Linked DNA regions of Homo sapiens: region 2 is linked to region 1. A link is a loop called in an ENCODE intact Hi-C map of the cell type or tissue named here. Cell type or tissue: HCT116. All regions are shown on one strand. Each heading gives the region's core, and the rest is flanking DNA. Links, peaks and the distances in the headings are about the cores only.

Region 1 (12,036 bases), core at 1,602-9,601:
ACTCCAAGACACATAATTGTCAGATTCACCAAAGTTGAAATGAAGGAAAAAATGTTAAGGGCAGCCAGAGAGAAAGGTCGGGTTACCCTCAAAGGGAAGCCCATCAGACTAACAGCGGATCTCTGGGCAGAAACCCTACAAGCCAGAAGAGAGTGGGGGCCAATATTCAACATTCTTAAAGAAAAGAATTTTCAACCCAGAATTTCATATCCAGCCAAACTAAGCTTCGTAAGTGAAGGAGAAATAAAATCCTTTACAGACAAGCAAATGCTGAGAAATTTTGTCACCACTAGGCCTGCCCTAAAAGAGCTCCTGAAGGAAACACTAAACATGGAAAGGAACAACCGGTACCAGCTGCTGCAAAATCATGGCAAAATGTAAAGACCGTCAAGACTAGAAAGAAACTGCATCAACTAATGAGCAAAATAACCAGCTAACATCATAATGACAGGATCAAATTCACACATAACAATATTAACTTTAAATGTCAATGGACTAAATGCTCCAATTAAAAGACACAGACTGGCAAATTGGATAAAGAGTCCAGACCCATCAGTGGGCTGTATTCAGGAAACCCATCTCATGTGCAGAGACACACATAGGCTCAAAATAAAAGGATGGAGGAAGATCTACCAAGCAAATGGAAAACAAAAAAAGGCAGGGGTTGCAATCCTAGTCTCTGATAAAACAGACTTTAAACCAACAAAGATCAAAAGAGACAAAGAAGGCCATTACATAATGGTAAAGGGATCAATTCAACAAGAAGAGCTAACTATCCTAAATATATATGCACCCAATACAGGAGCATCCAGATTCATAAAGCAAGTCCTGAGTGACCTACAAAGAGACTTAGACTCCCACACATTAATAATGGGAGACTTTAACACCCCACTGTCAACATTAGACAGATCAACAAGACAGAAAGTCAACAAGGATACCCAGGAATTGAACTCAGCTCTGCACCAAGCGGACCTAATAGACATCTACAGAACTCTCCACCCCAAATCAACAGAATATACATTTTTTTCAGCACCACACCACACCCACACCTATTCCAAAATTGACCACATAGTTGGAAGTAAAGCTCTCCTCAGCAAATGTAAAAGAACAGAAATTATAACAAACTATCTCTCAGACCACAGTGCAATCAAACTAGAACTCAGGATTAAGAATCTCACTCAAAACTGCTCAACTACATGGAAACTGAACAACCTGCTCCTGAATGACTACTGGGTACATAACGAAATGAAGGCAGAAATAAAGATGTTCTTTGAAACCAACGAGAACAAAGACACAACATACCAGAATCTCTGGGACGCATTCAAAGCAGTGTGTAGAGGGAAACTTATAGCACTAAATGCCCAAAAGAGAAAGCAGGAAAGATCCAAAATTGACACCCTAATATCACAATTAAGAGAACTAGAAAAGCAAGAGCAAACACATTCAAAAGCTAGCAGAAGGCAAGAAATAACTAAAATCGAGCAGAACTGAAGGAAATAGAGACACAAAAAACCCTTCAAAAAATTAATGAATCCAGGAGCTGGTTTTTTGAAAGGATCAACAAAATTGATAGACCGCTAGCAAGACTAATAAAGAAAAAAAGAGAGAAGAATCAAATAGACGCAATAAAAAATGATAAAGGGGATATCACCACCGATCCCACAGAAATACAAACTACCATCAGAGAATACTACAAACACCTCGACGCAAATAAACTAGAAAATCTAGAAGAAATGGATAAATTCCTCAATGCATACACCCTCCTAAGACTAAACCAGGAAGAAGTTGAATCTCTGAATAGACCAATAACAGGCTCTGAAATTGTGGCAATAATCAATAGCTTACCAACCAAACAGAGTCCAGGACCAGATGGATTCACAGCCGAATTCTACCAGAGGTACAAGGAGGAACTGGTACCATTCCTTCTGAAACTATTCCAATCAATAGAAAAAGAGGGAATCCTCCCTAACTCATTTGATGAGGCCAGCATCATCCTGATACCAAAGCCAGGCAGAGACACAACCAAAAAAGAGAATTTTAGACCAATATCCCTGATGAACACTGACGCAAAAATCCTGAATAAAATACTGGCAAACCGAATCCAGCAGCACATCAAAAAGCTTATCCACCATGATCAAGTGGGCTTCATCCCTGGGATGCAAGGCTGGTTCAATATATGCAAATCAATAAATGTAATCCATCACATAAACAGAACCAAAGACAAAAACCACATGATTATATCAATAGATGCAGAAAAGGCCTTTGACAAAATTCAACAACCCCTCATGCTAAAAACGCTCAATAAATTAGGTACTGATGGGACGTATCTCAAAATAATAAGAGCTATCTATGACAAACCCACAGCCAATATCATACTGAATGGGCAAAAACTGGAAGAGGAGTGGAGTAGGAAAAGATTGGATTGATTTGGACAAATATATATGCTAGCAGGGATACAGTTAAAAAGTTCAATGGTTATTTAGGAATTACCTTTGGAGTTAGCTGTGTTCAAAAATTAGCATATTAGTTTGGTATATGGAACAGATTCTTTCAAATGATGTGGTTTGCCATAACCTAAGGGTCTTTTCCACACATGAAGTGTTCAGTTTTTCAAAATACTAGAGACTCACTTTAGTTTCCAGTATGTCACCTTGAATAACAATTAATATAATTTTATTCTATTTTTTCAATAATTAAAGCCCTTTATGGCATGTGTTTTCTATTTTTTTCCTGTTATATTTTAAAGTACATATCAGAGATTTGCAATTGATTTGCTCTTTCCACCAATATTTACAGGTGCTTTTTATGTAGTTTGCAGTGTTCTAGGGATACAGCAGTGGACAAAACAATATAGTGCATAATTTCATGTAACTTTAATTTTAGCAGGGGGAGAAGAGCAAGAAACAAGTACCAAAGATCTCATATGTCATGTGGTGATAGATGCTCTGAAGAAAAATAAGAACAAGGAATAAAGGTTGAGCGTGCTGTTTTACATAGGCATTTACAGAGGGCATCCCAGGAAGAGTGACATTTGAATAGAGACCCAGAGGACAGAGGGGGCACAATAGCTAATATCTGGAATGTGTCGCAGGTAGAGGAAATGATAAATGTAAGGTCCTGGGTGGGAAGAGCCTGGGGCATCCAAGGTCTGGCAAGAGACCAAGGTGGATCGAGTGGAGTGGCAGGAGCTGGGACTAGAGAGAAGGACTCCAGCTGTGGAATTGGAGCATCTGGCTTCATTTTAGAAGGGTCACTGCTGTGGTTCTGAGAGGATGGAAGCACAGAGACCTCTTGAGATGCTATTGCAAGAGAGAAAGGGGATGGCAGGGACAAGGGTGGTAGGCATAGAAATGGTGAAGTGATCTTGGGTGTATTTTGGAAGTTGAGCCTGGAGGATTTACTAGTTGGATATGGAGTGTGAAAGAGAAGTTAAGAACAACTGAAAGATTTTGTGACCTGAGTAGCTAGAGAAAACAGAATTGCCATTTACTGAAATTGGAAAAAGCTTTCTCTTTCTGCTTATATGACCACTGTTAATATTTAAAAACTATGAATTACAGAACCCATGTGCTTGGGAATAGAAGTGTCTGAAAATGAGGTCGGAGAAAATTGTCAGTTAAGAGGCTGAAAGTTCTGTTTGTGGACAGTTCTAATATGCCTTTTTATAGACAGATGGGTGGTATTACTAGGGCATATAGCCGTAGATAAAGAAATCTGTGGTGCTTATTTGCAGATGGTCGTGATGGTGATGGCGGAGACATTAACAAAAATTAGATCGAGGCTTGTAAATGATGTGCCTTCATTTTTACTTTTTAAAATTTATTCTTTTAATTGAAAAATAAAAATTCTACATATGTATATGCATCATAATGTCTTAAAATATGTATGTGTTGTGGAATGGCTAAATCAAGCTAATTAACATATGTATTACCTCACATGCTTATTTTTGGGGAGTGAGAACACTTAAATCTACTCTGTGATTTTCAAGAATACAGTACATTGCTATTAAATGTTAACTATGTGCTTTTAATTCATCTTCATTGATATGGCCAAGCCACAATGTCATCGTGGAGGATCTGTTTTTTTCTCAGCCTGATAATTTGTAAAACAGCATATAATGGGTGGGGGCAGTAAATACAGAAAATCTAGGTATAGAATTCTGGTGATTGGCATTTCTATAGAACTGACAGTTTTGGAAACTTTCTTTCAATTCTGCCTCACACTTCCCTTGGTTATATACCTTTTATCCCTTAAGATGCTAACATGTTTCCTGTGATAAACTGCTAGCAAGAGCGGGTGTACATCCCTCACTTGTAGGTGGTGTCCTGTGCCCCTGTCTGACTTCTGCATTCAATAATATTAAAGGAATCCTTCCAAATTTTCTATGGCTCTTGTTGGAGGTGGTAAGAACTAACGTAGGAAATTTTAAGCAAATCCAGTCACACAAATCAGTATTTACTATTGGTGCATGAGGTAAGGACATATTGCTGTTTCAATGCAAGATACTTTGTGGCCAGCAGCATGTAGGTGACCACGGAGTAGGACCTGGCCCTCTAGGAGTACACAGCCTGCTTAGGGAGAGGAACCACAAGTATTTGAAGCAGGGGTATCATGCCCAGGCTTAGATGCCCTTGAACATCAGTGAAAGTTTCAAGACAGCCTCTGTCTTTAGTTCAACTCCTTGTAGTATGAAGACTTTGGGAGTCTGGAAAAGTTGGAAAACATTAAAATGGAATCATTTAAAGGACGAAGTCCAAAGTGACATGTTTGATGTCTACCATAAGCTCTAGGGTGTGATGAAGTGTCTTAAAAGGGATCATGAGTATTTGACTCAGGACAAAAAATGAAAAATAAATTGCAGGGCTGCAGTGGACCGTTTTGAGAAGCTTTGACTAATTGTAGAAAGAATAGTAAAGCCACTGACAACAGAGCAAATTTGGAAAAATGATCTATTTAGAGAGAGCCTGTTGGGAGTGTGATCGGATGTGAAGAGGAAATGGGATCTTGGAGCACTGCACTATGCTTATAGGTTTTCTGCTCATACTGTGCCTGAAACATTGGCAGCCCTCACAGTTCACTGCCTCAGTTTTCCCAGATTTAAAATAATACTCCCTTCTTGTGATTTTGATTAAAAACCTTGGCTTGTGGACTAACAGCTCATGTCTATATATGTGCGATATGTGATGAATTAGGTTTTTTTTCTGTTTTCTCCTTGATTTCCTTCTCTTTCTTCCACATTTGTTTCATGTCTTTTATGGCTTTCCTATTTAGGAATTATCTTCTTTCCTCTGCTTGTTTTTCTACCCGCTGTTAATTTGTGATACAGCAGTCTTCCCCAGAGTAATTAATTGTAATTCTACAAGCTGAAAAAATTTAACATCAGGTGAAAAATAAGTAGCAGATGCTGATGAACCTTAAATGAGAAATATTTGTATTTTATGCAGCTGTCACTCATAATTAAGAGAAAATAAGTAAGTAGAATGGACCCTAACTTGTTTGATTGCTTCACAGGGTAGGCATCCATTCTTAGTGCATTTACTAGGACTATTAAATAGTAGCTGTTATGGAACATTTTGTTCAATGTCTATGGCACATTGCCACCTTGTGGCTGCAGATTTGTCTTGTGATGTAAAAGTAAATTTTTTAATGTTAAGTCTACCTGATATAATCTTATGTTACATTTTTCCTGGTATTTATACGTTACCTTGCTCACAAAAGATTTGAGACACCTTATAAGACTACATAGAATATAGGATAAGAGAACTTGAGAGAATATTCTTGTTCTTAGAACAGGCATGTTGAAGTATTGAAGTATTTGGAGGGGGGTGAAGAATCATACTGCCTGCAACCAACAGTCCCCGTGCATGTGTGAAGAGGAGAGAGAGCAAAAACGGTGTGACAAAAGGTTAACTCGCCACTGAGAATATGGGTGTTTACCGTTCCTGTAACTTTTCTGTAGTTGCAAATGTTTTTCTGAAAAGTTTCTAATTTAAAAATTGGCAGAAAAAATAATTGGGGTATGAGCACAAAATGGAGCCAAAAAGGAGGCAAAAATAACCTCTACATTCTTTAATGATCTGACTCTAGATGAACTCAGTGATTTGGTTCTGCATTTTCTAGAGGCTATATGGAAACTTCTCCTTGGAGGCCCTCCTAAATAGGACACTGATGTAATAAACAGCAGCCCTCGACAAATACCTTGTGATAAGTTCAGCTCTGCATTTGAAAGGGTGTGTTTTTTTTTTTTCCTTTTTCCCAAGTGCACTCTGGAGTCCCTTTTTCCTACTGATCTGGCTTTGATCTTGGAGTGGATGGGCTGCTAGTTCTTCAAGGGCCTCTCACTAAAATACTGACCGGCAATGAGTGTGAGATGGTACTTACAGAGAAGTGCTTGAAATCCAGGTGTTAGGTCTTACTAATGAATACAGTTATGCTTAGGGGAATCTTTTAGCAGCTAAGCCGATGAGGTCTGTTCTATCTCAACTAACTTGGGAAGGGTTGCTCATAAACAGGATCAAATTTCCTTTTGTGTAATAGTTTTATAGAACTATTATTATTAAATAAATAGAAATAAATATTTCTATTTATTTAATTATTTTTTATTTATTTTTTGAGATGGGGTCTTGCTCTGTTGCTCATGCTGGAGTGCAGTGCTGCAGTCATGGCTCACTGTAGACTTGACCTCCTGGACTCAAGAGAGTCTCCTGCCTTGGCTTCCCAAAATGCTAGGATTACTGATGTGAGCCACTGCGCTCCGCCTGTGCAATGACTTTGAATATGATGCAGTGCATGGACAGACAAAATGGATGACCTAGTCTCCAGATTTCTATTTCTTATAAATACATCCATGATAATCTTCACCTGAAAAAATTTGACAAGTATAACCAGGTGATCACCTCTTTTCCCCATGAAAACAAAACAAATCTCAGTGAAGCGGCTCTTAAAATGCCCGGCTTTGAATAATGTTACTTGACTCTTCTGTTTTTAAATTTCTACAGAGTTAACCTTTTTATGTACTTTTTTGAGGGATCTTTAATAACTAACTGGAAGTATGTAGGTGTATATGAAAATTTTTGTCCTTTGCAGCTGTCTTAGACACATATTCATATGTACTTACTTGAAGGTGAACATTTTAGATGGTATGGCTCTATTAAGTATGAGAGGCTTTCTTACAAAAACAGGCAGATCTTGAAATAAGTGTTGTGACACAAGGGATTCTTTTGTAGAATGCTGTCTCTTGAAGTGACTTTGGTTTCTCTGATTCTTGTGACAGGTTTTCTTTTAAAAAGCTATAAAGTGACGTAGGGATGTATTGATTTCCATTAAGGGCTAGGGTACTTAGAAATTTCTCTCCTGTACAACATATATTTGTGAGCAATATGTGAATTTTCTTTTGTAACCCACTAAAGAGAGTGATCTATTGCTTCTCTACAGAGCGACAATCTTCAATTTTGGGGGAGACCATGTACAGAAAGACATGTTTTATATAGTGACCTAGGATACACACACATACACGTATAACTGAATAAAACATTTCATGAAACAATCCTTTCCCTTTCTTCATTGGACTGTGATAATTTCTGTTCTATTGCATTAAAAAACACCAGTCACAATCTACCAAACTTGATTTCATGACCCACTAATGTGCTGTGACCCACAGTTTGAAAATCACTGCTGTCGAGATTTTGCAGCAAGCCAGACTCTCTTTCGGAAGGAAGATGTGACAGTGAAATTCTAAATTCTCTAACGTAGCAAAATTGAACACAGTGTTGGGAGAATGGAGTTTGAGAAGGAAAAGAAAGGAAGAAAAAGTGTGAATGATTGGTCTTTCATTCTAGGCTGTGTTGATGCCCTAGCCAGTGATGCCATTCTTCCTCTTTCTGCAGCTTGACCACATATTATCCCCTCCACCCATGCCGTTTCGGAAATGCAGCAACCCAGATGTGGCTTCTGGCCCTGGAAAATCACTGAAGTATAAAAGACAGCTGAGTGAGGATGGAAGACAGCTAAGGCGAGGGAGCCTGGGAGGAGCCCTGACTGGTGAGTCGCAGCGGCTTGGATGAGAGAAGGAATTGCATTTCTTTACAAGGTCCTGCATGGCCCCAGAGTTCCACATGTAATCAGCTTTCTTAAGAATGGGCCTGCCTCTGCAGACCATTTCATAAAAATCTTATCTAATCCAGAAAGCAGTTAAATTGAAAATTTTATTAATAAACTTTGCTGAAATATAATTTACATGCAGTGACAATATCCCCTATTTATTTATTTATTTATTTATTTATTTATTTATTTATTTATTTATTTTTTGAGACAGAGTCTCGCTCCGTTGCTAGGCTGGAGTGCAGTGGTGTGGCATGATCTCGGCTCACTGCAACCTCCGCCTCCCAGGTTCAAGCGATTCTCCTGCCTCAGCCTCCTGAGTAGCTGGGATTACAGGCACACACCACCACGCCCAGCTAATTTTTGTATTTTTATTGGAGACGGGGTTTCACCGTGTTGGCCAAGATGGTCGTGATCTCTTGACCTCGTGATCTGCCTGCCGTGGCCTCCCAAAGTGCTGGGATTACAGGTGTGAGCCACCGCACCCGGCCAATATCCCCAATTTTAAGTTTATGTTTGGATGGATTTTTGCAAATTTATACCTCAGTTTAACTACTGCCGTGATCAGGATATAAAATGTTTCCCATGCTCTTCCTAGTCAAACCCACCCTCTACTTCCACCCTCAACTCCAAATCCTTGGCCCTAGGCAGCCATAGATCTGCTCTGTTATTATAGATTAGATAGACCTTATCAAGGGGTTTACATTAATGGAAGCAGAGTATCTACTCCTTTGGTCTGGATTCTTTTGCTCAGTGTGATGTTTTTAAGATTCACCCATGTTGTTGCGTGTGTTAGTAGCGTATGTTTAACTTTATAAAATTAGGTTCTAGTGTTCTATACTACTGTAGGATAACTGTAATTAACAAATATATATAATTTCAAATAGCTAGAGGAATGATATTGAATGTTCCCAACACAAAGAAATGATAAATGTTTGAGATATGATGAATATGCTAACTACCCTGATCTGATCGCTATACATTATATGATTGGAACATCACTAGTACCTCATGAATATGTATAAATTATTCTTTGTTAATAAAAATAAAATTAGAAAAGAAACTGCTAAACGGTTTTCTAAAATTGTGCCATTTTACATTCCTGACAGGTATGGATGAACGATCCAATTGCTGTGCGTTCTTGCTAACCTGTGGTATTGCCAGTTTTAAAAATTTTAGCCATTTTCAGTGTTACATAGATGTATCACATTGTGGGTTTCATTTATGTTTCCTTGGTGACTAGATAATCTAGAACACCTTTTCAAGTGCTTATTGGACAATTATTTGTGTCTCGTGAAGTATTGGTTCAATTCTTTCACCCCTTTTTAAATTTCATTGTTAAAATTGAGAAATTTTCAAATCCAGAAAACTCACAAATTATTTTTGACTGCAAAATACCCAAATTAAGATAAGTTAAAGCCTAGCTTTTAAAAGGTAACTCACCACTTAAAATTGTATGTTATTAACTATATACCACTGAAAGCTGGATTTCTGTTATTTCATCAGAGTACTTTTTCCTCTAGATATAAATATTTTCACGGAACTTTGTTTCTTAAAATCCCCAAACAGAGTTTTCTTTCTACATGATGGTCTTGTCTACCAGTTTAAAAATGGCCTGGAAAGTAAGTTGAATTACTCATTTTTTTTTTTTTTGGAGAACTATGGATTTTGACGTTTTGAAGATGAAATTTCTGGGAACAGAAGTGCTACTGCCACATGATTAGTGGAGTCTGGGACATCTGACCCTGTGTGCCACTCTGCTGGAACAAAAGGCCAAACTACCTCAGGCCAAGGGGGAGAAATTCATCAAAAAAACTGCTGCAGTTTAAGGCAAATCTTTTCCCTTGAGTTTACTGATGCTCTTCTAATGCTTGTTAGGATATTTTTCTTTGCTTTCATTTCATAAATGCAGACTATTTGCTTTTTAAAGTAGGAGATCCCAAAGATTATTCTCTTGTAGGTAAGAAAATTAAATCTTAAAGGTTAAAAGACTCATCCTTTTATTTATTAATTTCACTTAGGAAATTTACTTACCTTGATTCAACTATTTTTGATAGATAGGAGGGGCAGTAATTATTCTATCCATTTTTGCTAAAGCAGTTTACATAAAGCTTTAAAATAATGCAAGGGTATGGCTGTTGATCAGATATATGATCTCAAACATGAAATTTGGCCTTTAGCTTTGAAAATAAATAGCCGGACTTGATTCTCTTGTCATAATTTTAACAGCTCTAGCAAGTCAATCCTTAGACAATTAGTTCGCTACACAATTACTTTTGGTAACTAAGTCTTTGGTCAGATAATTTTTTTAAATGTTTAATAGTCCTTAGAAGAGCTAAAAAAAAAATCCATCGAACGTCAGCCTGTTTTTGAAGACAGTTCCTTGAAAATTATATTAGAATATGAAAAAAACATTTTTAATTGTTCCTCTGTATGGTTTAGCTGAAGATTTAATGAAATAATATACACAAAGCAGCTAGCCCAGGCAGCTGTTAGTATTATGTGCATAACTAATTGAATTTGGGGGGATTTGGAGTTGATGGGTGGCATGGGCTCATGGAAATGAGTTTGGTACCCTTATCGACTGGCTTGCTACTTGGTGTTAGGCACTGTGTTCATGTCAGGCTAGTGTCAGATGTTGGAGCACAGAGAAGACAGCATCTTCCCTGATCTTTAAAAAATGTGTTTTCCACTAGTTTTAGGTAACCAAATAATCACATGTGATCTCATCTTGGGACATACCCTGTTGCTAAACTTAAAATAAGTCTTACTGGTTTTTCCATCAGAGGCCCATGCCTGATCTAATCTGTTACTTAACAACTGACCACCTTCTCATTGTTTTACTTTGTTTTAATCCAAGGATCTTTTCTTTGGCAGCATTCTGCTTTCCTTAAAACAAAGATTTTTAGTTTATGGTTGGACAGTTTTGCCAACCAATTATCCTTGATAAGGTTCACTAAACTTTTAGCTTTTTGAAAGGAAGATCTGTGATCAATTTATATATTTATCCCTTATAATGATAGCTAATATTAAAAGCTTACTGTGTAGCAGGCATTGTGTTTAGGGAATTATATTTACTGGCTTATTTAATCCTTATAACATCTGTGTGTGTCTATGAGGGAGACACTGTTAGCTCATTTTACACATGAGAACACTGAGGCACAAGCAGGTTGAGTAACTTCCTTGAGGTCACAGTCCTCACAACAGAAGGCGAGGATTTGAACCCAGGCATCATGGCTCCAGAGTTCATGCTCACAACTGCTACACTGTTCCTAGCATAGTCAGTACCTAGTAGGTTTTAAATAAACTCTTAATTCCAGCAGTATTAACTGGAGTGAATCTTAGGTGGGAAAATTGTTCACTCAGTTAAAATTTGTGGTTGGCTCAATCTGTAGGGCTCCCAGTCGTTTAATTGTAAAAATAAAGTAAAACTAGGCAATTAGTACATATTTAAAACCTTAAAATTCACACATTGGTCGACCCAGAAATTTGACTTCTCAGAATTCATCACAAGGAAACAGTCATATGTCAAGAGAATTAACCTTAGTTATATATAAAGCAGTACCATTTATAATAATTAAAATTTCATATTATCTAAATAGCTGGCAAATGAATACTGCTTAAACATATTATGGTACGCACATAAAATGGAAAACAATTGTAAACATTAAAGGTCATATTATAAAAAATATGTTTTAATATTGAAAGAGACTCACAATATATTAATGTGAAATCCCATTGTTAAATGGTCTCATAGTGTCTCATACTACCTAAGACTTACTGTATTTGTAATTAAATAATTGTATACAGACGGTCCCCCACTTACTATGGTTTGGCTTTTGACTTTTCAACTTTATGATGAGTTTAGTGGGGTATGAAATGCATTATTGACTTAAGATATTTTTTACTTCTGATGGGTTTATCTGGATGTAACCC
Region 2 (12,036 bases), core at 1,336-9,335, 520 kb before region 1:
TTCTGAGAGGGCCTGACAAAAGGGGAGAACCTAAGCCAGGGGGAACTCTCCAGCCTGGTGCTGTGGGGTCTGCATCCAGAATGGGGTCCAGCCCTCTGCCTCTCTGTGTGCGCGGGAGGATGTGGCTCAGCAGTGCTGTTGAGCCCCTCACAGGCTGCAGGAATGCATCTAAGAAGAGAAAGTGTTTCCTGCTACATGTCACCCACAGTCTGTGGCCGTGGAGATCTCTCTGTCACGGTCAGGATCTCCTTCCTCCTCCCTCCTAACCCCAAGGCCTGACCACCAAGACGCCACTGTCATGTCTCAGCACCACAGGCCCAGGACTTGAGCGGGAGCTCATGGAAGGCTTTGTGCTTGGGGGAAGCATCTCAAAGTGCTGGACTAAAGGCTCTGGACATCTAGATCAGTGTTCTCTGACTGTCGCGTGCATGGGAGCCACCGGGGTGCTTGTTGGTGCAGGTTCTGCTTCAGGAGGTCTGGGTTAAAGTCCAAGATGCTGCATTTCTAACATGCCCCAGGCCATGCTGATGCTGCTGGTTCTGGGACTACAGGTTGAGAAAGGAGGGTCTAGAGCAGGTCTCAGAGCGAGGACCACCCATCAGCAGCAGCCGCACCCCCTGGGGCCTGACCCTAGATGTGCTGAAACTGTAACTCAAGGGTGAGGGTCTGCAGTCTGTGTTTCAGCAAGCTCTCCAGGCGATTCTGGTATTTGCTCAAGTTTGAGAACCCCTGGTCTGGGTACAGGACTACTCAACCATTCTGGCATAACCAATGTGCTTTTTCTCAGAAATGACAGAGGGAAACTTAGAATATTAAAGTCTTTATGTTTGAAGGTAAAGTTCCTGGACCAGATCACAGTGTAACAAATCTTTACATCAGCTGTCCACATCTGGCTATTTTCATTTGGCTAACAATTCTGAAGAAAGGCAAACAACAACAACAACAACAACAAATCACAAAGGAAGTCCACGCTCTCCTTTTAAAATTCACATAGTACTGAATGTTATAATTGAAGAAGTGAAGACTCTCCCTCCCATGTCTCTACCCGTTTCCTGTGGAGAGTAACCACTGTTCACATCTTGACGTGTAAAGCAGATCTTTTTCTTCGAACAGTTAAAAGTTTATTTACAAACACACTATCTAAAGCCCCCTCCCCTTTTTTATTGAGTCGATGTCTCGCTCTGTCACCCAGGCTGGAGTGCAGTGGTGCGATCATAGCTCACTGCAGCCCCGACCTCCTGGGCTCAAGCGATCCTGAGATCGCTCAGCCTCCTGAGAATAGCTGGGACTACAAGCGTGCACCATCATGCCCAGCTAATTTTTTGATTTTTTTTGTAGAGACAAGGTCTCACTGTGTTGTTCAGGGTGGTCTTGAACTCCTAAGCTCAAACAATCCTCCTCCTGCCTTGGCCTCCCAGAGTGCTGGGATTACAGGCATGAGCCACCACACCCAGCCAAAAGCCCATTTTTAAATACAAAAATTACATTGCTGGCCTGGTGCGGTGGCTCATGGCTATAATACCAGCACTTTGGGAAGCCGAGGCGGGTGGATCATCTGAGGCCAGGAGTTCAAGACCAGCCTGGCCAAGCAGTAGCCGTCCCTACTAAAAATACAAAAATTAGCCAGGCGTGGTGGCGGGCGCCTGTAATCCCAGCTACTTGGGAGGCTGAGGCAGGAGAAGCACTTGAATTGGGGAGGCGGAGGTTGCAGTGAGCCGAGATTGCACCACTGCATTCCAGCCTGGGCAACAAGAGCAAAACTCTGTCTCAAAAAAAAAAAAAAAATTATATTGCCTTAACATTTGTGAAATACTCCAGACACAGAACTAATATAAAGCCCTTAATAATCTCCTCAGTGATAGGGATGCAAGGAGCATTTGTTTTCTAATATTCGACCCCAGTTCCTGACACAGAGCTCCTAATCCCAGGAAATGTCCTGGGTGATTGGAGTTTCTTTTGTTCTAATGAAATAACCTTTAGTGGGTTCCTGGATGGTTATGGTCACCAGGAACACCCAGCCCTGATTAGAAACCTGAACTTTCAGCCCTCCCCTCCATCCTCTGGGAGGGGAGAAGAGTTGGAGATTGAGTTAATACTCTATCATGCCCACATGATGAAGCTTCTATCAAAATCTCTAAAGTGTAAGGTTCAGAAAGTTTCCAGTTTGGTGAACACATCCATATGCTGGGGAGGTGGCACACCCCAAGTCCACAGGGACAGAAGCTCCTGTGCTGGGGACCCTTCCAGACCTTGTCCTACGTACTTCTTCATCTGTATCCTGTACCACATCCTATATAATAAACTGGTAAATGTGTTTCCCTTAGTTCTGTGAGCTGTTATAGCAAATTATTGAACCTGAGAAGGGGGTTGTGGGAACCCCCAATTAGTAGCCACGTTGGACAGAAGTGCGGGTAACCTAGGACACGTTACTCGTGATTGCTGTCTGAAATGGGGGGCAGTCTTGTGAGACTGAAGCCTTAACCTGTGACGCAGGTGCTGACTCCAGGTAGTGTAGTGATTGAATTGTGTACACCTGCTGGCTTGTGGAGAGTTGGAGAATTGGTTGTTGTGAGAAAACTCCCCACACATTTGGTGTCAGAAGCGAAGTGTTGTAAGACTGAGTGAACACTTTGGGAGGTCAAGGTGGGTGCATCACCTGAGTTTGGGAGTTCAAGACTAGCCTGACTGACATGGTGAAACCCCGTCTCTACTAAAAATACAAAAAATTAGCCGGGCGTGGTGCTGGGTGCCTGTAATCCCAGCTACTTGGGAGACTGAGGCAGGTGAATCGCTTGAACGCGGGAGGCGGAGGTTGCAGTGAGCCGAGATTGCGCCACTGCACTCCAGCCTGGGTGACAGAGTGAGATTCTGTCTCAAAAAACAAACAAAAAAAGAGTGGGTAAAGAAAAATGAATTTTTCCTTTTCAATATTGTTTTCCAATTTGTTCATTGCATCTCATCTTCTTGCACAGGTATGTGGACATTTCTGAAAACCTTAAGACCATAGGGCAGCTAGCTCTGTGATCACCTTGTGTTGGTGTAGGGGCGCCCTGGCACGGCTCTTTCCCACAGTGAGCTCCTGATGGGCAGGCAGGGTCCAAGGCTCCCTGCTGTAGCTGGGCTGCAATCTGTCCACTTCTTCTCTGGATACTGCTCTAGAGAGGGCAGGTGAGAAAGCACACACCTCACTGCCTGCTTCTGTTGAAGGTTGTGTAAATGTCTGTCTTTCTTCCCACATTCCATTTGGTTGGAAAGGACAAGTCTTTCTCTCTTCTCCTTATTTAATAGAATCAGTCTGGGGTCGTATCTTGAGTCCCTTCTATGCTGTGAGAAAACTTGATGATCTGAATTGGTGGACAAGGCTTCCAATACAGGAGCAGTGTCAGTCTGGGGTCAGTCCCATATGGCAGCAATCGCTCTGGTTAGTTTTAACATACATAGATTTAATACTTTTTGTTGGACAGCCTAGGGGAGGAGGTTCCAGTTCCTTGCAGAACAGCACTGCAGAATTAGCCCACCAAGGGTGCGGCCACTGCTACTGGGGCCTCGGTAAACCTCTGCCTCAGCTGCAGGACTACACAGCCTCAGCCAGCAGCCAAGCCAGTAGAAAAGATCACTGTGCTCCGCCAGCCGAAAAGCCACCTCACTGAGGCTTTGCAGATCTTTTGTGGCATGTCTGCTCAGTTGAGTTCTCAGAGTGTCAGGGAAACAGTCTTGCTTGCCAGCCTCCAGTGCATGCAGCAAGGTGGGCTGGAATGGCAATGCATGAGGTGATCTGCAGTACCTCCCAAGATCTGAAGACTGGATAAAACAAGGATGAAAGTACATTGGCTTTATATTCTCCCAATATTGTTATCAGCATAATTCCATAGCCACAATGCCCTTAAGCCTCATGTGTTTGAATGCTTCTAGAACTTGGTTTAAAAAAAAAAACTGTTTTACTTCTTTAGAAGTTCATCAGGCATGATATAAAGTGATGTGTCCTTTCATTTGTCCTTCACAAAGTGCCCAGTACCGACATCTCCAGGCCAGAACTAGGGGCTAAGGGGATGTCAAAATGAAAAAGGAGAGAGCCCTGACTCCAAGTCTAGTGGGGATCCATAGGAACCGCCTAATAATTGTGATCATCACCACTGAGCAACTACTATGTGCAACTTAGTGGCTACATTTCACACATCATCTCATTCATGCCTCAGACCAGCCCTGCCAGAGAAGGATATTCCTTTGACAGATGAGCAATCTGAATTTCAAAAAGGTGGGGTAAGTTATCCATTGTCACAACCAGCACATGGCAGGGCTGGAATTTGATCCCAGAACTGGGCAAAATGAAAGTTGATGCTCCTTACTTTCTATCACTGTTTCCTATAATTGCCTAAGATTTGGAACACAGCTACACATGCAGCCTCATCACATTTTTACAGATTTAAACCAAGTGTCAGCAAATTACGACCCGTGGGGTCAAATCCAGCCAGTCACCTGTGTTTTGTAAATATAGTTTTATTGGAACACAGCCATGGCTATTCGTTTAAGTATTGTGTGTCGCTGCTTTTGTGCTACAACCGCAGCATTGAGTGGTTGTTGAACAAATGGCCTGCAAAGCATGCAATATTTACTATCGAGCTTTTTCCAAAGTTGGTCTTGGTTTAAACAATTCCAAGTGGATTCCTTTTTATCCCTTTTCTATCCAATAAGGGAACAACAAACTCACTATTCAATGATTTAACGTTTCTGATTGCTTCTAGTTTTGTTTTGTAAACTTTCCCAAGTATGTGATGATGTGAGGCAGGGAAGTCCAGTCGTGTAGAGGGCAGCTCAGCCTTTGATAAATCTGCTCTGAGCACTGCCACTTACTAACTCCATAAGCTTTGAGAAATTGCTTAATCTGCCTAAATTGATTTGTTCTCATTTATTCACACCTTAATTTAAAAATACTTATTGAATACCTATGTGTGGCAGACACTGTTCTACGTGTTGAAGACATAGCAGTGAACAAAACAGGTAAAATCCACAACCTCATGGAGTTGTCCTTCCACCAGGTGGAGGCAGACACTCAAAAAAGAAGTAAAAGTTTGTAGTAGAAAGATGACAATAAGTGTCATGATGAAAAAGAAAGCAAGAAAGGGGGACAGGAAATTTCAGGGCAGGGAGAGGGTGGTTGTGGGGCTGCAGTTTTAAGTAGGGTGGTCAGGGAAGCCCCAGTGAGAGTGGGATTTTTGATTGAAAACTGGAAGGAGGGAAAAGAGGAAAGTAGTGGAAATATGGAGGAAAGAACATTCCAGGTAGAGGTGTCCAAAAGAACAAGAGCCTGAGGCAGAAGTGTGTCCGGCACACAGAAGGAACAACGAGCAGGCCAGAGGGCCTGGAACAGGTTAAATGAAGGGGGTCCAGCAGGAGAGGAGGCCCGAGTGATCAGTGCTGGGGCCATCAAACCAGCATCTGCTAAGTTATTGTAAAGATGTTGGCTTTTACTTTTAATGTGATGGAAAGCCAGTGGAGAGCCTTTTGAGGAAAGAGGGACTTAACGTGATTTAATTTTAAATGTTTAGTTTTTTTTTTATTGTTGTTTGTTTGTTTGCTTTTTGAGACAGAGTCTCACTCTGTTGCCCAGGCTGGGGTGCAGTGGCTCGATCTGAGCTCAATGCAACCTCTGCCTCCCAGGTTCAAGCAATTCTCCTGCCTCAGCCTCCTGAGCAGCTGGGACTACAGGTGCCTGCCACCAAGCCTGGCTAATTTTTGTATTTTTAATAGAGATGGGGTTCACCATGTTGGCCAGGCTGGCCTTGAACTCCTGACCTCAAGTGACCCACCCACCTTGGCCTCCCAAAGTGCTGGGATTACAGGCATGAGCCACCGTGCCTGGCCTAATTTTAAATGTTTTAAATGGTCCACTTCTGGCACTGTGTTGAGGAGACACTGGGCATGAGGAGAGTGGACAAGAATAGAAGGCGTGACCAGGTAGAAGGCGACTGAAAAATTCAGGTTAGACATTATGGGGGTTCAGACCAGGGTGGTTGTGGTGAATTGGAAAGATGTGGTTGGATTCTGGCTATATTTTGAAGGTAGATCCAACAGGATTGCATGACAGGCTAGATGTGGGATGTAAGAAGTATAAAGGTTTTTGGTTCATACCTGTGGAAGAATGAGACAGCAGTTGGGGCAGGTTTTGGGGAAAGATAAAAAGTTTGATTTTGGATGTGCTCAGTTTGAGATGGCTGTTAGACAATGGGAATATGAAGTGGACAGTTGGATTTATGAGTTGGGATGCTGGAAATTGACAGTATGGAGGGGTGCTTTATTGGTAATGAATGGTAAGGGTGTGACCGTGGGAATGAGTGGCTGAGGTAGATCTTAAGGACCTGAAAAAGATCATCCACATGGGTATTAAAATCACCAAGAATTTTGATACGGGTACCGCTGAAGAAAGTGGCAGTCAGCCAAACTCAAAACTCCTACGGGAATTAGGGCAGTAATGTTGGGTGGGGGGCTCAGTGGATGACTGCCATAGAGGGCCACTGGATGGGAACAGTGTGATGACATAGGACATGGAGCCTGGGGGAAGGGGCTTAGGGAAGAAGAGGAATCTAGAAATGGCAGTGAAGGGCAGAGGACAGCTATCCCATCCCTGACCAGTGGTTGAAGAGGCATGAGAGAGAAAATGTCCAGCACTTAAATCAGCTGCAGGAGAAGCAGCATCCTCAGGCTTCAGTTAGAGCAAGAGGTGAAGGAAATGAGCCCAGAGGAGGCTAAGAAGAGAAGTGACTTTCTTTTCTTTTTTTTTTTTTTGGAGATAGAGTCTTGCTTTGTTGCCCAGGCTGAAGTGTAGTGGTGCAATCTGGGCTCACTGCAACCTCTGCCTCCCGGGTTCGAGTGATTTTCCTGTCTCAGCCTCCTGAGTAGCTGGGACTATAGGCACCCGCCACCACACTGGCCAATTTTTGTATGTTTAGTAGAGACGGGGTTTCACTATGTTGGCCAGGCTGGTCTCAAACTCCTGACCTCAGGCAATCTGCCGGCCTCAACCTCCCAAAGTTCTGGGAGTACAGGTGAGAGCCATTGTGCCCGGCCAACGGGTGATTTTCTTGAGGACTCATTGTGTGATCCAGCAGGTGTGGTGGAAGAATGTCAGAAGCTAAGGGTGGGTAGTTGTAGGAAATAGGGGTCAGAAAAGACACACAGATGCTTTGGAGTCCTGGGCTTCTTATGGTGGCTGATGTAGCAGAGATAAAGGATCTGATGGTGACAAGGCAGAGGGTGTAGTCAGGGTGTGAGTGACGGGAGAAGGAAGGGCAAAGAGGTCTTGCCAGAGCACTCTGAGTTCTGCGGCCCCCTTGGCTCCTGCAAATGGAATTGGCAAGGCTGGAGTGGGTAAGGTCTACCTTGCGGCATAGGGCTCTTTCTCGTTCCTGGAGTGGGTGATGCTCCCCCTTGCGTTCTGCCATCAGAGTCACGGAGGTCATAGCAAGGAACAGAAATCTAGCTTTGGAAAAAGAGCTCGCTGGAAGATCTCTCATGGGCTGCAAAGGCTGCCTGATGTTGGCAGCGGGAGCTCACTGTACCTCTTTCCAGTCTCTGCTGCTAAGACTTAGCAACCAACTTTCAGTCTCTCTTGCTGTCAGTTCAAATTTGGGCTTTTGAATGGCCCATTGGACAGCACCAGGTGGTAAAAGCATGTTTCTTGGGAAGTTCCATTTCTGGATTGTGGGGCAAAGATCGGGGAGTTCAGGAGATTGAAGATGATTGTGAATTGGTCAGATACTTGCCAAAGTGTCTAATTCACTAAATTTAAGCATCTCATCAGAAGTGTGTCTGTGGGGTAACAATAGTATTCTTCTCATTCAGTTGAGCTGAATGAAATGAGATAAATGTATAGACAGCACTTCATACAGCACCTGGTATCCCGTGGGTACTCTATACCTCTCAGCCATTAGTTTTAGAACCATGGGGTCTGGTAATTTGTAATCTTACTGAGGGACAAGTTTGAATTGTTCCTGCTGTGTGTGAATCATTGGGCTCAGGAGGAAGTTGGGGATGAGGTGTGTGTGTGCTGGACAGGATGGGAGTGCTGAGGTCTGGCTAGGTCCCCAGCAGGACTCCCAGCAATGAGCACTGACATTTCAGCATGGCTTTGTTGTTCTTTATCTGGGTCTGAAGGGTGCACACTGCATTTCTATTTGTATTTTATTGCTTTTTATTGGGGAAATTCTCCTATAGAAACTTGCTTGAACATGGGGACCCCTGATGGTCTGGGGACTCATTCTCTGCTAATGGCAAAGGCCTCGGTCAGTCTCCTTTGGTGCCGTCTGCTATAGCAGCCCCTTCATCTCTCTGACCTTTACGGCTGGACTCCGCTAGCTTCTTTTGTGTGGTTTTCCACTTAGTTTCTATTAGGACAGATCTTGAATGTGAGCAGCCATGCATTCACCCCTGGATGAGAATTCTAGTTAGCTCTTTTATTTGGTCATTTAGAATTTATTGGCTTATGTATCTATCTGAGCACTTGTGGATAAATGTGGGCATGATGCATGGGTATGCCCTCTATTGTGTGCTTTAAAGAGATCATAAATGTATCGATGGAAGTTGTATGATAAGAAAAATGAGGTTTGTGCTGAAATAATTTGGGTTCCCACTGAGAAACCTTGAGGGCACCTAAATGTACTAAGTCTGTAATGTATTATTGAAGAGGAGACTATTCTCATTCAGATCACAGTGATTTGCAGCTACTGCAAGGTCATGGAGACCCTTTCTGTGATCACCTCTGGATTGTCCCAGGTAGCAGAGAATGCTGAACTGCTGATATCAAATGCTGATTTTTCTGATTTCTTGCTTTATTGCTGTGGATCTTGCTGTAAAGCATGGGCACAATTTTGGGGAAATAAACTGCTATAGACTTGAGGAGAAAAAGCCCTAAGGCATTTTTTTGACATGAGCCATAAATAAAATACAGTGGTAACTGAGAAAATAGATGGCTATAAAAATTCTTTGAGCATGTTACTGATAGTATTATTTGATCATCTTCCAACAATTTATCCCATCAGATGTCTGAAAAGAGTAGAGAGGTGACCAAAGACAGGTGTTGTAAAATAGATTATTTTGAAAATATTAGCATTTTTATGCCTACCTGCCAGTGACAAAGTTTCTAAAGCCACGGGAGTTTCCTCATGATTATTTATGACAAATGATGAGCCTACAATAAAGTCTCTTATCAGTACTCATGTTCAGTCAGGATTGCCATTGAAGGGGGCATGGAATATACTGGTTTGTTCTCTTTATACGATCACGGTGTTTTGTTACTTCATTCTCTCTGGTTTTAAAGGATTTCATGGCAAAATACATACCTTATTCCTTTAAGTGGATTTTAAAGTAACCATGCTGTGAAAAATACTGCATGGTTATTATGAAGTATTTTGATTCCATTTGCCTGATTCTTGGAAGAGGAACATTTATACAGTTCTGTTATCAACTTGAATGGAAAAGAATCGTATTTTTATTACGTAGAAAAAGTCATTAGGGTAAACAGGACGTAAGCATTAGACTTTGTGTATGGATAAATATTTCAATTGTCACAGACCATAAAACATTGCACCCATAATATACAATTAACTTAATTCTAGACTGAAAAGCAGAGGAGTCTGGTTTATTCCTGGCCCTGTGTTGGGTCCCTCTTCTCTGACCTGGCTATAGCCTGACACCCTCCATGCTATCTTGTGGCAATTCAAAGAGCTCCTGGGCCACGGTGGGGCAACTTGCAAAGCAGCTTTCTCACAAGCCATTGAGAGAGAATGGACGGTGTTCTAAACGTAGATTTGGTGTAGGATGTAATTCTGGCATCTGGATGGCCCTTCCTGAGTGGGCCAGGGCCGTTTTCACATGCACTTGTCAGGGCTGGTGCTGGCATGCAGACTAGGACTGCATTAGCCCCAGGGATTCAGCGACCATGTGGCCCCCCACAGAGATTCCTATCCACCTGCAAGATGGCAATGTTGGACTCCAAGTCCACCTCTGTGCCCCTGTCCCAAAAGAATGCAGCTGCCATTTGTGTGAGATTTGACACACCTTCCCCCAAAGCCAGGATATGATAGTCCCCATGTAGGTGTAGTTGACATCTACTTGAGGGCCTCAAGACCATTCCTATCATTTTTTCCCATCTGACTTTCCCACCTCCAGGCCTTTGCAGAGACTCTCCCTTCTGCCTGGAACATGCTTTTCACCAGCCCTTCTCTTGGCTACTTTCTACTTGTCTTTCAGAACTTAGCTTAAAGTTCCTTCCCCTGGCAGCCTTTGGAGCCCCCAGGCCTGACCGAGACGCTCTTCTAATCCCCCATACTTCTGTTAGTGAAGCCCTTCCTGCTCCAGAGTAAAATTTTGGTTTGTATAACTGCCTCTCCCACCAGGCTATGAACTAGTTTCTCCGTACTTTCAAAAACTGCTTCTCTTTTACATTTAAATATTTAACTCATCTTGACTTTGTTTTAGTGTAAAATGTGAGGTAAGGATTTAACTTTATTTTCCAGATATTACTTACAGAAGAATCCTTTCCTTAGCCTTTTCCTTGTCTACACTGAGAAGATTACGACATATCATTCAAAATTTATTGAGAGACCTCTCTACGTGCCAGCCACAGTGGTTGATGCTGGGGATGCAGAAATGAGTAAGGTGCTGCTCCTGACCTCAAGAGGCTTCCCTTCTGTTTGAAAAGACATAAATATAAACAAGCATTAATTGGATTGTATGAAATTGTCATCTTTGTAGGTCAAAATGGTCAAATATTGGCAATTTCACATGGTTTACCCCAATATAATACAAAATAAGCACAATATTTTAGGTTGCATTTCTCTGAAAATGGAGCCCTAGAAAATATACACATAGATGGTTTATTTGGAAATGATTCCAGAAAGAGACTCAGGAAAGGAGGGAGAACCAATACACAAGGATGCTTTTTGGAGCTGGCCAGTGCTCAGGCCACTGGTGTTTGAGCAGCTGAAACGTCCATGGAGTTTTGTGAAATGTGCCTCAGCAGGGTCTGCACAGGGGACAAGGGGGGAAACTTAATCCACAAGGGGCCCAGAGGGATTAGTTACCTCCCTCCAGTTCTTCTGGTGGCCCTGTGTGTGTGTCCAGGGGGTTTCTGTTGATGTGCCAGTCTTGGTATCAGAGAAGGCCTGGAGCAGGAAGTGAGAGATGAGCAGAGAGGGCTGAGTAGAGGTGTGGGTCAACTTCACCTGTGTGAGACTGATCGAGTGGTCTGAGACGAGTTGCTGTAGCAGTGGCTGCAGTGAGGGATGGGGCTGAGAGGATGTGAAGAGATGTTGGGTACAAATGATAGTAGTGGTATATCCAAAGAGGAATGGTTAATTCTATGAGAGTTTGACTGGGAGGAAGTAAGAAGTAGTGACTAAGGAAATAGAGGGAACCTTCAAGGATTCATTGGCACCAGCGTGGGGGGCTGGGAGTGGGCATTCTGGGTGGAGGGAGCAGCATGAAAGGACACAGCACACTGAGGGAGCTTGGAGTAGATTGACGTGGTGGACATGGGGCTGGGTGATGGGATGTGACCAGAGAGCTGGGCAGAGGCCAGAGCAAGAAGAGAACTTGGGGGTGTATGAATTTGCTAGGGCTGCTGTTACAAAGTACCACAAACCAGGCAGCTTAAACAATAGAAATTTTTTGCCTGTAGGCTGGAAGTCCAAGATCAAGGTGTCAGCAGTGTTGGTTTCTTCTGAGGCCTGCAAGGAAGAATCTGTTCCATGCCTCTTTCTTAGCTTCCTGTGGTTTGCTGGCAATCTTTGGTGTTCCTTGGCTTATAGAAGTATCACCCCAATCTCTGCCTCCTACCCTCTTTATACAGAACACTCTTCCTACAGTGCTGTCTCTGTGTGCATGTCTGGGTCCAAATTTCCCCTTTTTATAGGGACACCAGTCACATTGGGTTAGGGCCTACCCTAATGACCTTATTTTAACTTGATTATCTCTGTAAAGACCCTCTCTCCAAAAGAATGTTACACATTGAGGTACTAGGGGTAGGACTTCAGCATGTGC

Evidence for each region. Hi-C counts contacts between places; a loop is a spot of excess contacts. Peaks named below come from ENCODE experiments on the same cell type or tissue, not always from the same donor. Only the 100,000 strongest peaks of a DNase experiment are listed, where the experiment ranks them.
Region 2: a loop joins it to region 1, with 5 times the contacts of the local background. A loop is called at or near these places in 4 of 110 quality-filtered maps.

Annotation. Positions count from the first base shown.
Region 1 is chr5:66,751,823-66,763,858 of GRCh38, forward strand. MAST4 (microtubule associated serine/threonine kinase family member 4) reads left to right here. Exons shown (of 29, transcript NM_001164664.2): 2 at 7,887-8,040. Among named protein-coding and RNA genes, the nearest start is that of MAST4, 160 kb to the left of the region's middle. In HCT116, for the core only: a CTCF peak has its summit at 5,596 (motif pointing left); a DNase peak (open chromatin) is centred at 5,579; H3K27me3 peaks cover 2,835 bases.
Region 2 is chr5:66,234,203-66,246,238 of GRCh38, forward strand. No RefSeq gene overlaps it. Among named protein-coding and RNA genes, the nearest start is that of LINC02065, 31 kb to the left of the region's middle. RefSeq lists an enhancer at 1-138. In HCT116, for the core only: a CTCF peak has its summit at 4,996 (motif pointing right); a DNase peak (open chromatin) is centred at 5,019; H3K27me3 peaks cover 832 bases.